Linked DNA regions of Homo sapiens: all the other regions are linked to region 1. Evidence: chromatin contacts called from ENCODE Hi-C or POLR2A ChIA-PET data. All regions are on one chromosome and are shown on one strand. The core of a region is the stretch at or near the end of the contact, and the rest is flanking DNA. Distances in the headings are between cores, read along the strand shown.

What was found. A loop is a pair of places that touch in the nucleus more often than their neighbours do. ChIA-PET counts read pairs that join two places held with the same protein, here RNA polymerase II (POLR2A). Pooled maps may share reads with other maps.
Region 2: a pooled map shows a loop between it and region 1 (2.1-fold over the local background). The contact joins the enhancer-like site here to the promoter of NAA16 in region 1. A Hi-C loop is called at or near these places in 2 of 168 maps with a recorded cell type or tissue (CD8-positive, alpha-beta T cell and naive thymus-derived CD4-positive, alpha-beta T cell), 1 of 37 single-sample maps with no recorded cell type and 12 of 50 pooled maps. POLR2A ChIA-PET finds 5 or more read pairs at or near these places in 1 of 52 experiments (T-cell).
Region 3: a map of CD8-positive, alpha-beta T cell shows a loop between it and region 1 (3-fold over the local background). The contact joins the enhancer-like site here to the promoter of NAA16 in region 1. A Hi-C loop is called at or near these places in 4 of 168 maps with a recorded cell type or tissue (CD8-positive, alpha-beta T cell, OCI-LY7 and naive thymus-derived CD4-positive, alpha-beta T cell), 4 of 37 single-sample maps with no recorded cell type and 14 of 50 pooled maps.

What each region holds. Positions count from the first base shown.
Region 1 is chr13:41,309,390-41,313,541 of GRCh38, reverse strand. NAA16 (N-alpha-acetyltransferase 16, NatA auxiliary subunit) reads right to left here and starts at 2,275. Exons shown (of 20, transcript NM_024561.5): 1 at 1,960-2,275. The coding sequence starts at 2,013. It also overlaps a transcript of MTRF1 not described here.
Region 2 is chr13:40,931,782-40,935,933 of GRCh38, reverse strand. It overlaps ELF1 (E74 like ETS transcription factor 1), which reads left to right. Exons shown (of 9, transcript NM_172373.4): 9 at 1,906-4,010. The coding sequence ends at 2,509. Among named protein-coding and RNA genes, the nearest start is that of ELF1, 85 kb to the left of the region's middle. Within about 2 kb of position 2,298, at least 3 of the 41 ENCODE cell types and tissues checked have a DNase peak (open chromatin) inside an H3K27ac peak, as active enhancers do.
Region 3 is chr13:40,984,033-40,988,184 of GRCh38, reverse strand. All of the region lies in intron 1 of ELF1 (E74 like ETS transcription factor 1), which reads left to right. Among named protein-coding and RNA genes, the nearest start is that of ELF1, 33 kb to the left of the region's middle. RefSeq lists enhancers at 3,024-3,303, 3,723-3,792. Within about 2 kb of position 2,049, at least 4 of the 41 ENCODE cell types and tissues checked have a DNase peak (open chromatin) inside an H3K27ac peak, as active enhancers do; they include CD8-positive, alpha-beta T cell, where a contact is called at or near this core.

The DNA.
Region 1 (4,152 bases), core at 1,026-3,525:
TAAACTTTAAAGATAATTTTATTACAGAGACTTCTGTTTGCTATGGAATTTGTTGTAGCCAAATTTTACCCACATTTATTGCAATTGTGAAATGATAAAATCATTCGTTTATGCAGAATCCTCCTAAATTCACGCAACCTTGTCAGAAACATTACATACCTAGATTTAAAAATGTTTAGCTTGGCTGAGCACAGTAGCTCACATCTGTAATCCCAGCAATTTGGGAGGCTGAGGTGGGAAGATCGCTTCAAGCCAGGAATTCGACAGTAGCCTGGCCAACAAACCGAGACTTCCATCTCAAAATAATTGATTTTTTTTTAGTGGTTACCATTTCCCAATTTATTTGGGGATAAACCCTACCTTTTTTGTAATTTAAGAATAATAATGTAACTTTTTCCTTATGACACTGATCCATGATTTGAACTACAAAAAACTCGTATAAAGAGAAAAGAAGTGCTGTCATCTTTAAAGTATGATGCCAAATGTCCTGAAATCCAACTAGCGATTTATAAATGATATTATCATTAATGTTTCAGATTCCCAGGGCAAAAAAAAATTAAAAATAAAAATAAATAAATTACTTCTCCAATTCCATGCTGTGTAAAATAAAAGGGCATGAGAAGTAAAATAAAAAAATACAAAGCCCAATGAAGCAACCTGCCACGTGCTTTAATTATTCGTATTTTTAATGTTCTCACATTTGTATCTTATTATTGGTTCAAAACTAAGCACCACATAATATTTAAAATTTTTATCCCATCTACTATGTATCCTAATCTGAAGACTAAGTGTGAAGTTTCTATCGTCTTGAAACAGAACAGCTACTATGAATTATCTGCCGCTGTTCATACTTAAAATTACTCTAAAATTAGTATTTTATTTATAGTAAAGTTAAGCAACAACTAACAGCCATATAGCCAACCCAGCTTTCAATAAATTCACCTTTAAACCTAAATGCATGTTTAGCAAATAAAAGCTTTTTTTCAGGTGAAAAGATAAACTAGAAAAGACAGTTACCTACTAACAATATTAGTTTAAAACCTAGGGTAGCCAGAGGATACTGAGGAAAGCAAAGGAATGCTGCCTCTTCTCCTTGGAAGAACAGAACCTGGAAAGCTACCAGGGACGCTGGCACACAGCCCACAGAAAACTGCCCACCCGGCTCCGCAGCGGTCATCACTACGGGGCCATTATTCAGGCTTCTGCTCCGCGATAAAGTAAAAATGCTCCCCTCAAATGCAAAACCAGCCAGTCCACGCGGCTTTAATTACTCAAGCAAGGCCTGTGCGACTAAAAAGCAAACAGCTGTTTTGAAGTTGGTGACAACTCAGAAACGCACTTCAAGTCAAATATTCACTTCCAAAGAGGTAAATAAGGTACATTACAAACAGGCAAACTTTTTCCCAAAGGGAGGTGGTGCCAGGCCTGGCTTCCTAAAGTTGCCGGTTTTATTTCCTCGTAACCAGGAAAAATTCCACCATCGCATCGATCCCGCTTTAATAGGTATGCGGGTGTGCTGTGCAATCTAACTAAACGCAAAGCAGAGAATGCAGAACGCAAAACACCTAGCCGAGGAGAGACTGGCAAAATAAACCACCGGGGGAGGATCCCTGAGGGGCTGCTGCGAGCCCGGCGCGGCAGAGAGCACGGCAGCCACTACCGGCCGAGGCGGCTGTGCCCGGGCACTGCGGAGAGCGGCGTGAAGTTTCTGGAAAGAGCGCGGCGGGGGTGAGGCGAGCCGCAGAAGACCGCGGAAAGGAAGCGCACGGAGGAGCGGCTCGGCAGCCCCCGTGGGCCGGCCGGAGCGGGAAAGTGGGGTCCCGCGACCTCCGAGGTAAACAAAGAGCGGTGGGCAGCGGAGGCCAAGCCTGGCCCGCGCCGGCCGCCGCCAGACCGCTTGCCCTTAAGGCCCGAGGACCCGGGGACCGGGGGGCGGCAGCGCGGCCTACGGCCACTCACCAAGATGCGTTTGAAGAGGTTGCTCTCCTTGGGCGGCAGCAGCACGTTCGGCATCGTGGCCGGCAGGGAGGCTAGGTGGCCGGCAGGGAGGCTAGGTGCCCGGGCGCTCCGCTTCGCGGGGGTGGGCACCGGGACGAACCGCTGCTGAGAGTCGGGCTGCGGGCGATGGATTAGTTCATTGGTCTACAGTTGCAATTGGGCAGCCTGGCTGTTCGGCACGGGTGGCAATGGAGAAGGAAGGCGGTCTGAGCAGGACACGCTTCCCCTGGGCTCCGCTTTTTGGCCAGCGGCGGCGGCGGCGGTTCCCGCGCACTGCAAGATGGCAGCCAGGGTCCGCCTCCCGAGCCGGATCCTGTGCGCATGCGCGGAGCGCCCTTTGGCGAGGGGCTGCGGGTGACTACGGGGGCGTAGCGGGGACCAACCGCGTGGATTTGCCTTGTGCTGCGGCTCTCCTCGCCGCAATCTCGGCACCCCCTGGGGCTCAGGCGAGCTGTCACCAAAACCTTGGAGTCCCATGGGGTGGTGAGTCACCACCCTCATTCACCATTGCTCCTATGCATCAGAACGCCTCATAAGACTCCTACTTATTGTCTGCTTCTCCTTGCAATAAAGTAATAAATAAAAACGAGAATTTTCTTTTAAGTAGAAAAGAGAAGACACTGACTTGTATTGCACTCTTGATAAGCTTGTGGCGCAAGATAATGTTAGTTATGACTCTGAAGAGTCAGAGTTTTTTGCATTTCTCCCCATTTAGGAATTTAAGTGTCCGATGCAAAGTAGACTTTTGATGAAAGATGAACTTGTTTTCTTTCCTTTTCCTCCTTGATTCAGACTCTAAGTAGAAGCCTTCTCTTTCCAGGGCAAACCAAACAAACATTTACAATCTTTGTTTTTGTTTGGTTGGTTGGTTTTGAGATGGAGTATCGCTCTTGTCGCCCAGGCTGCAGTGCAGTGGCGCTATCTGGGCTCACTGCAACCTCCGCCTCCTGAGTTCAAAGGATTCTCCTGCCTCAGCCTCCCGAGTGGCTGGGATTACAGGCATGCGCCACCACACCCGGCTAATTTTGTATTTTTAGTAGAGACAGGCTTTCACCATGTTGGCCAGGATGGTCTTGATCTCTTGACCTCGTGATCCGCCCCCGCGTCAACCTCCGAAAGTGCTGGGATTACAGGCGTGAGCCACCACACCTGGCCGGAATTACGGTTTTATAAGGCCACTGGTCTTCTGAGTCTACCTACCCTTTCTCTTCAGATGGTTCCCCTTCCTGAAAGCCATATAATAATGGGAGAAACAGGCTTCAAATTCAGGATCTTCCAACTCTGGGATACTCTCTACAACAAATAAAAGGCAGCATATTGATGGTAATGTGTGAGTCTAGAAAGATACAACAGTGGCAAGAATAAACCATACATTCAGTGTAGGGTTAGTAGTAAGGTGTGTGTAAACATTAGGTACATAAGTTTATTTATACATGTGCTGAATCTTAATGGGTGCATATTTCTGAGACTATAAAGTAATTGATGAGTAACTGCATTTAGTCGGCTGTAATCAGAACTGGGCTGCCCTTTTTTATTTTCCTTTTTTTGAGACGATGTTTTGTTCTTGTTGCCGAGGCTGGAATGCAATGGCGCTATCTCAGCTCCCTGTAACCTCCGCCTCCCAGGTTCAAGCGATTCTCCTGCCTCAGCCTCCCAAGTAGCAGGGATGACAGGCATGCACCACCACACCTGGCTAATTTAGTATTTTTAGTAGAGACGGGGTTTCTCCATGTTGGTCAGGCTGGTCTCAAACTCCCGACCTCAGGTGATCTGCCCACCTCGGCCTTCCAAAGTGCTGGGATTACAGGTGTGAGCCACAGTGCCTGCCTATTTGATTTTCCTTCTTTCTAGCCTAAGTTGGTTGGACATGAAAGAATCATAGGAGTCTTTTTTTTTCTTTCAATCTCCTACGTTTCACACATGATTTTAAAGCATCATAGGAGTCCTTTAAAATAGGGAAAGTACTGTCATTAAAATTGGGGGTCCACAGCAATCCCATTGCTGGGTATATACCCAAAAGAATATAAATTGTTCTACCGTAAAGACACATGCACAGCCAGGTGCAGTGACTCACGCCTGTAATCCCAGCACTTTGGGCGGCTGAGGCAGGCGGATCACCCTGAGCTCAGGAGTTGGAGACCAGCCGGGGCAACA
Region 2 (4,152 bases), core at 1,049-3,548, 380 kb after region 1:
GCACGGTGGCTCACGTGATGCCAATGATGTCAGGAGTTCAAGAACAGCCTGGCCAACGTGGTGAAACCCTGTTCCTACTAAAAATACAAAAAAATTAGCTGGGCATGGTGGCGGGTGCCTATAATCCCAGCTACTCGGGAGGCTGAGGCAGAGAATTGCTTGAACCTGGAAGGTGGAGGTTGCAGTGAGCTGAGATCACACCACTGCACTCCAGCCTGGGCAACAGAGCGAGACTCCATCTCAAAAAAAAAAAAAAAATGGTATCTGGCTATAGCGTCAGGTACTGTACCCAGGCTCCCATCTCACCCCAGATTTCCCTGAATCAAATGGGCAAGAGAACTTGGGTGGCCATCTAAGTTTGGTAATCTGTATCCTGCGTGAATGGGCGGGCTCTAGTCATCCTGTGTCTTTATTCCCACTTCTTTTGAACGTGTCCTGAATTGCTCTGGGTCTTTGTTTCATCTTTCCACCAAGCCAATTTGTTTTTCTCCTCCACTATTTTATTTCTCATATGTGAGAAACAGACTGCATAACTAACTTTCAAAATGTAGCTTTAATAATCTAGTGGTAATATTTAACGCTTGGTTTATGGAGACTAGTCTAGCTGTCAGCTGTTTGAAATAGCAAGTATCTTTCATTAAATAACTTTACAGAATTCAAAGGAAACAGTTGACATCCAGATACTGAGATTTTTCAACACCATTTGTTTTATACTATATTAACAATAACCTTAACTATAAATTTCAGAGCTGTGAACTTTTTAAATTAGATTGACTCATAATATCATTTATGTAACTTTCTCTTCAATGAGTGGGATTAACAACCTACATAAACTAGATTTTGCATTAAAGGATTTTATGTTAAACTGTAGCTTTATGACCAAAATTTGTGAAAATTATTTGAACCTGGAAAACTGCTAAAACATGCTTCTATGTATTTTTCCAAAGCTTAGCCATATTTTCTCTACCAGTCCAAGAGCCCTGACAGGTTAATTATAATCATGGCTTGTTTCATCTAAATATGACATGAAATGTGAGCTATTAAAATTCTAAGAATTCTGTCATATGGTTAAGACTGAGGTAGGTTTTTTGTTTAGGTTAATTAAGCACTTCTCCCTTTATATGTAAAAACAGGTTGAATACAATTATATGAATTTTGGTAATTATTGTGGATGAGCATGTTGGTAACATTATCTCTCAAATATTAAAATAGCAGGCCGGGCACAGTGGCTCATGCCTATAATCCCAGCACTTTGGGAGGCCGAGGCGGGTGGATCACCTGAGGTCAGGACTTTGAGACCAGCCTGACCAACATAGAAAACCCCATCTCAATTAAAACTACAAAAATTAGCCGGGCGTGGTGGCACGTGACTATAATCCCAGCTACTCGGGAGGCTGACAGGAGAATGGCTTGAACCCAGGAGGCAGAAGCTACAGTGAGCCAAGATCACGCCACTGTACTCCAGCCTGAGCAACAAGAGTGAAACTCCATCTAAAAAAAAAAAAAAAAAAAAAAAAGCAGGAATGAATCAAACAGATTTGCTTTTAAATTCCTAATTTTAAGAAGCTCATGCAAACTTCTTGCTAAGCATTTTAACATCCTCCTCCTTCCCCAACAAAATTAGCTCCTCATTTGTGTTAATGTGGCCCTATGTACAGACCTTTCTTCCATAGCACTCAGCAGATGGTATCATAGTTAATGGCCTGAGAGTTTTGTGTTAGGCATCTCTGTATGTAGTGTTTAATACAAAGTCTGGCATGATATTGGTCATGCTCTGTTGAAAATATGGGAAGCAGCATTTTGAAACACATAACTGGTATTTTGTAAAATGACTTGTCAAGTGTTAAAGTTTTAAATGATGTAGAATATGCTAATTGTCTCACTTTAATTTCATCATCTCAATAGGACTATACAGGCTCCAACCCAAGTTCCAGTGGTTGTGTCTCCTAGGAATCAGCAGTTGCATACAGTAACACTCCAAACAGTGCCACTCACAACAGTTATAGCCAGCACAGATCCATCAGCAGGTACTGGATCTCAGAAGTTTATTTTACAAGCCATTCCATCATCACAGCCCATGACAGTACTGAAAGAAAATGTCATGCTGCAGTCACAAAAGGCGGGCTCTCCTCCTTCAATTGTCTTGGGCCCTGCCCAGGTTCAGCAGGTCCTTACTAGCAATGTTCAGACCATTTGCAATGGAACCGTCAGTGTGGCTTCCTCTCCATCCTTCAGTGCTACTGCACCTGTGGTGACCTTTTCTCCTCGCAGTTCACAGCTGGTTGCTCACCCACCTGGCACTGTAATCACTTCAGTTATCAAAACTCAAGAAACAAAAACTCTTACACAGGAAGTAGAGAAAAAGGAATCTGAAGATCATTTGAAAGAGAACACTGAGAAAACGGAGCAGCAGCCACAGCCTTATGTGATGGTAGTGTCCAGTTCCAATGGATTTACTTCTCAGGTAGCTATGAAACAAAACGAACTGCTGGAACCCAACTCTTTTTAGTTAATATACCAAAGCTTATGAATAATTGTTTGTTAATTGAACATTTTCAATTATATGCAGACTGACTGATTCTAAGATAAATTCTAAGGAGGTTTCTAATTTTGTAATTGTTAAAAATAGAGTTAATTTTGACTTTGTTAGATGAGGGAGGAAAACTCAACTGTTTCTCTTTGTTATCTAAATGTTTCAGAATTCAATCGTGAAGGAACAGGCATTTTACACTATGAAGACATTCTTTTGAGATTTTTATTTCAGTTGCTATATCATAAGCATTTTTAAAGTTTCTTTTCTAATTTTACATTGTATTAGATTTTCTGATTCTTTTGTAAATACAGAACTTAAATAGAAGGCAACAGGAAATTTATATAGGAACTATTTTCATTCCACTTGTGTAAGTTAAGTCTTGACTCTTTCAAATGCAAAAAACCTATTTTATGCTTTGTTAAAATTATGGTGTCACTTAGATTGACTTTAGTTGACTGCACTATATAATATAGAACTATGAATATGTAGAATAACATGAAAAATTGGAGGTGCTGGTGGTATGGCTGACCCTGTTTCAGAAGCAGGATAGTATAAAAGCATCAGCCTAAGAATGGCACTCCCACTAACTAGCTATGTAATCTTGACCTCTTTGGGCTTTAGTTCCTCTCATAAAAGGAAGAGATGTATTGGATTAGACTAGATGATCACCACTTTCTCTTCTAGTTCTAATTTTTTTAATTCTAATACCTATATTTTCAAGTTATGTCAATTAAATCATTATCAGGTTATTTCCTAATGTAAGAATAGCTAAAATGTTGCAGAGAAATAAGTGACCCAACAAAATTTATTCATCTGTTATGGGTAAGATCTGCCATAAATTCTTCCTAAATAATTTGTTTACTAACTCTTTAGGCCACTGTGCTTTGCGGTCCATTAGTAAACTTGTGTTGCTAAGTGCTAAACAGAATACTGCTATTTTGAGAGAGTCAAGACTCTTTCTTAAGGGCCAAGAAAGCAACTTGAGCCTTGGGCTAATCTGGCTGAGTAGTCAGTTATAAAAGCATAATTGCTTTATATTTTGGATCATTTTTTACTGGGGGCGGACTTGGGGGGGGTTGCATACAAAGATAACATATATATCCAACTTTCTGAAATGAAATGTTTTTAGATTACTTTTTCAACTGTAAATAATGTACATTTAATGTCACAAGAAAAAAATGTCTTCTGCAAATTTTCTAGTATAACAGAAATTTTTGTAGATGAAAAAAATCATTATGTTTAGAGGTCTAATGCTATGTTTTCATATTACAGAGTGAATTTGTATTTAAACAAAAATTTAAATTTTGGAATCCTCTAAACATTTTTGTATCTTTAATTGGTTTATTATTAAATAAATCATATAAAAATTCTCAGTGTCTGTTTTCAGGCAAAAGTTTCTTAAAGAATAAGTGTGCAGAGAATATTACTAGAACATCAGCATTACTTAATGTTTATAAATAAATTTCATTAGTCAGAATTGCAGAATATCATCCTTTCACTTTTCCTTTCTAGCAGGCCAAATGGCAATTTCTAAACATCACACAATGGATTACCAAGTTGTAAAAATTAGACAACAATAAAATATTCCCAGCAATAATATTAAACACACTTTTGTTTTG
Region 3 (4,152 bases), core at 800-3,299, 330 kb after region 1:
CTTTGGAAGACTGTGTGCAGTTTATCTTCATACCACTGACTTCATTTCTGCTGGGAGCTAATATAGAGCCTTCTACCATGTTATAATAGAAAACAGATTTTTTAAAAGACCAAACTATGGTCAATCACACAGGAATTCAGTCATTACAGATTATGGGTTTATTGCTTGCTTCTCATTTCTACTTGGTATAACTTCACTTCTTTTCTCTCACTTTCTTACTCTGTTTTCTTTCATTTCTGTTATATTTTTTCAATGGTTTTTCCGAATATTGCATTTCTTACCATGACTATCTGTATATACTGAAAAGAGCCCTTTTATTAGGTTACCACATCTTGTGAAAGTTCTTTCTGTTCAGTTACTTGGTGTCTAGAGTTACTGTAGCATTCCAGTTTTTTAGATACTGCCAACCTACAAACATGCCATATGTACATAAACAGACACAGTCTGAATTACATACTTCATTAGAGAAGTCATTCAACCACGTCATTGCTTTAAGCTGGTATATTTCACCTTCTTTATCCCAGAATTGTCTGATCTAAAACCTTTTTGTTTGATTGATTCTCTTTATTAATTTTCTTTCTTTTTTTTTTTTTTTTTTTTGAGACAGAGTCTTGCTCTGTTGCCCAGGCTAGAGTATAGTGGCGTGCCTCGGCTTACCACAGCTTCTGCCTCCTGGGTTCAAGCAATTCTCCTGCCTCAGTCTCCCAAGTAGCTGGGATTACAGGCACTCACCACCATGCCCAGCTAATTTTTTTTTTGTGTTTTTGGTAGGGACGGGGTTTCACCATGTTGGTCAGGCTGGTCTCGAACTCCTGACCTCAGGTAATCTACCCGCCTCGGCCTCCCAAAGTGCTGGGATACAGGCGTGAGCCACGGCACCGGACTATTTATTAATTTTCACCATAAACAGTTGGTACCATAGTAACTTAAAAGGAGAGCAGTGATTTTCGGCCGGGTGCTGTGGCTCACGCCTGTAATCCCAGCATTTTGGGAGGCCGAGGCGGGTGGATCACAAGGTCAGGAGATCGAGACCATCCTGGCTAACACGGTGAAAGCCCGTCTCTACTAAAAAATACAAAAAATTAGCCGGGCGTGGTGGCGGGCGCCTGTAGTCCCAGCTACTCAGGAGGCTGAGGCAGGAGAATGGCGTGAACCCGGGAGGCGGAGCTTGCAATGAGCCGAGATGGCGCCACTGCACTCCAGCCTGGGCGACAGTGAGACTCCCACTCAAAAAAAAAAAAAAAAAAGAGCAATGATTTTCTAAAAATATATTTATGAATTCGTGGGTTTAATATCCTTGTGTCTAAAAACCTTTCTGAAGGAATCTTAAATTTACATTCAATCAGTGATCAATTTTGACTATCATATTTTTTTTAGTACCTGAAATCTTCTATAATAAATTAAACAAGTAGCCATTTGAAGTGGTTGTAGTAGCTAGTAGTGTGGCTGAGGGTTTTGTGTTTACCATCAGTGAAGTCATTTTGTTTGGAATGAGGCATAATGGGACTCTGTGTTAGGGAAGCTTGCCAGAGTGAAGTCCTCGCCTTGAAGCAGCAGGATTTGTTAAAAAGACGCCAAACCTTGAAGCACTGGAATAGAATTACAGTTTTGTTGACAATGGGCTATAATGTTCTTTTTCTGGAGTCTAGCAAATAGCTATGGTAATAGAGACTTCCAGGGAGTACAGAAATGACCCTTAAGGAATTATTAGTTACCTAGCATGCACCTGTTACATATTTCTTGCATATACTTACAGCGCTAAAGAAGCTAATGTTAATTCAGTGCATGTTATGTGCCAAGTATTCTGCACATGCATTTTTGCATCTACACAACAGCTCTAGGTTTTGGTATTACTTTACCCGTTTTACAGAAGGAAGAGACTTGAGACTGACACCTATTTTATGGAAAGAGGGGACTGAGACACCAAGCAAGTAACTTGTCCAGTCTTCTGTCACACTGCAGAAGATTGGCACCCAATCGGTCTGACTCCAGAGCCTGTTCTCTGAACTGCTTTGTGTTACTATTTTACTTTAACTCCAAAGCTTATTTTGGGGATGACAGGTTAGGAACCTTGTTGCTAAGTATTCCTGTGGCATGTCTCCTTGGAGAATAAGAATATGGTCCTCACCCAATTAAGAGACATCTGAGCCAGCCTAAGATTTTTTTATTATCTGGTAGATGTCTGCCTGGATGCCCTCTGAAAACTGTGCAAATAAGTTGACCGCTTATGTCTGTGTGATGAAGAAGTAGTTTCACTTATGTTTTTCCTTGTTACTTTATAAAGACTGACACTTTGAAAAAAACATGTTTGAGAACTATTAATACAGCAGAGTGCTTCCTGACTATAATAGATAATTAAGGATGGGTAAATTTAAACAAGTTTTAAATTTACTGAGGACCTTTCAATTTGTTAGGTTAGAACAGAAGCCTTTTTTCTAATCCGAGTGCCCATATTTTTTTTCCATCTAAGACCGTATTTGAGGAATTAGATGATGCATTTAGTTTTGGACATGTTTTTTACACACTGACTTCAAGGGGCACTGATGTAGACTTGTCTTATAGTTTAGTGACTGGATTTGGAGCTCAGAAGCTGAACCTAGAGATGGAGATTTTAAAAATTTTTTACATATGCGTTTACTTAATCTGTGTTATAAACTGTTATAGCAGAAAGGACTTTGGTGGATTTTAGAGGCCCAGCTGTATATTACAGTTTTAGAGAGAGTCCTGATTTAGGAAACAAGAATTCTAGTTTTAGTTCTGTTTTGCTTGTAGACCGTGAGAACTTGACCACCCCAATTTACTAATTAAAAATGGAATCATTGATTTAGATCTTCAGTCTTGTCTGTTACTGAAAAAATTGTAAGATACCTGGGCTTTGTAATCAAAGATTATAAGAATCTTTGATATCTACAGGTGCTCCCTCTGGATCAGGTATCAGAAAATGTATTCTCAAGAATCACCTTGATGCAGAAGAGTATATAAGTACACAGGGGAGAGGAAGAGGAGCAGGAAAGATGACAGAGAATCAAAGACATGATTGAGCCAGTAAAATGCTTTTCTTTGCTTACACATTTTCAGTTTGTGGACTTCTCTATAGAAATAAGCAAAAGCTACATGCCAGAGCAAAAGTGTCTTTTTCTGCTGCAATAAGTGGCTTAGTGATTGTGGGGAGCCATTTCAGTTTTGATTTATTACTGTTAGTTGTTAGTATGTATAAGGTGTGGGTATGTTGGTTGCTTATCCTGATTTTTTAGATTTCTGAAAGACAACTGTTAAAGCACAGTAGCAGTGTGGAAGTGCTGGTACGAAAAGGTACATGACAGCAGTGGAAAAGAAAGTGAAACTTAAATTTACCTAGACGTATTCACACTGGCCATTGGCACAATGTCATTTTGCATTTATGAACAAATGGGTTTTGAAATAGCCTTCTGGAACCTAATCTTTTACAGAGAAACTTCTGTATCAGCAAACATCCCTTGATTCTGGTTATGTTTTCTTACTCTCGTTTTTCAAGCTTGTGATAATAGTTTCCTCTTTATCAGAAGTATATCAGTTATTCTTTTTTAAATAAAGGATATTTGTAGAAATAGCTTAAATATCTAATGATATTTATTTATTGAACACAGAGTCTCATTCTGTAATGCAAGCTGGAGTACAGTGGCAATCATGGCTCACTACGGCCTTGAACTCCTGGGCTCAAGTGATCCTCCTGCCTCAGCCTCCTGAGTAGCTAGGATCACAAATGCACACACACCAACACAGCCAACTAATTTTTTATTTTTTGTAAAGACGAGGTCTTGCTATGTTGCCCCGGTTGGTCTTGAATGTGTAGTCTCAAGTGACTCCTTCCCCACCAGCCTGCTAAAATGCTGGTGTTACAGGTGTAAGCCACCATGCCTGGCCTGATAAGATATTTAAAACAGTATTTGTCATCAATATAATCCTTTTTGTCATCACTGTGGGCACACAGGTTTGGGAGGTACAGAAGAAATTTTAGACAATGGTTATTTCCCCAGAAGAGGTTTTGCTTCAGTTGTCTTGGTGCCTGGCACATTGCCTTGCAAATAATTGGTACTCAAACATGTATTCAGTTGAATTAAGGGGACACAGTTTTCAAATGTAAGACAATGTACTACAATTCATGCTAAATTG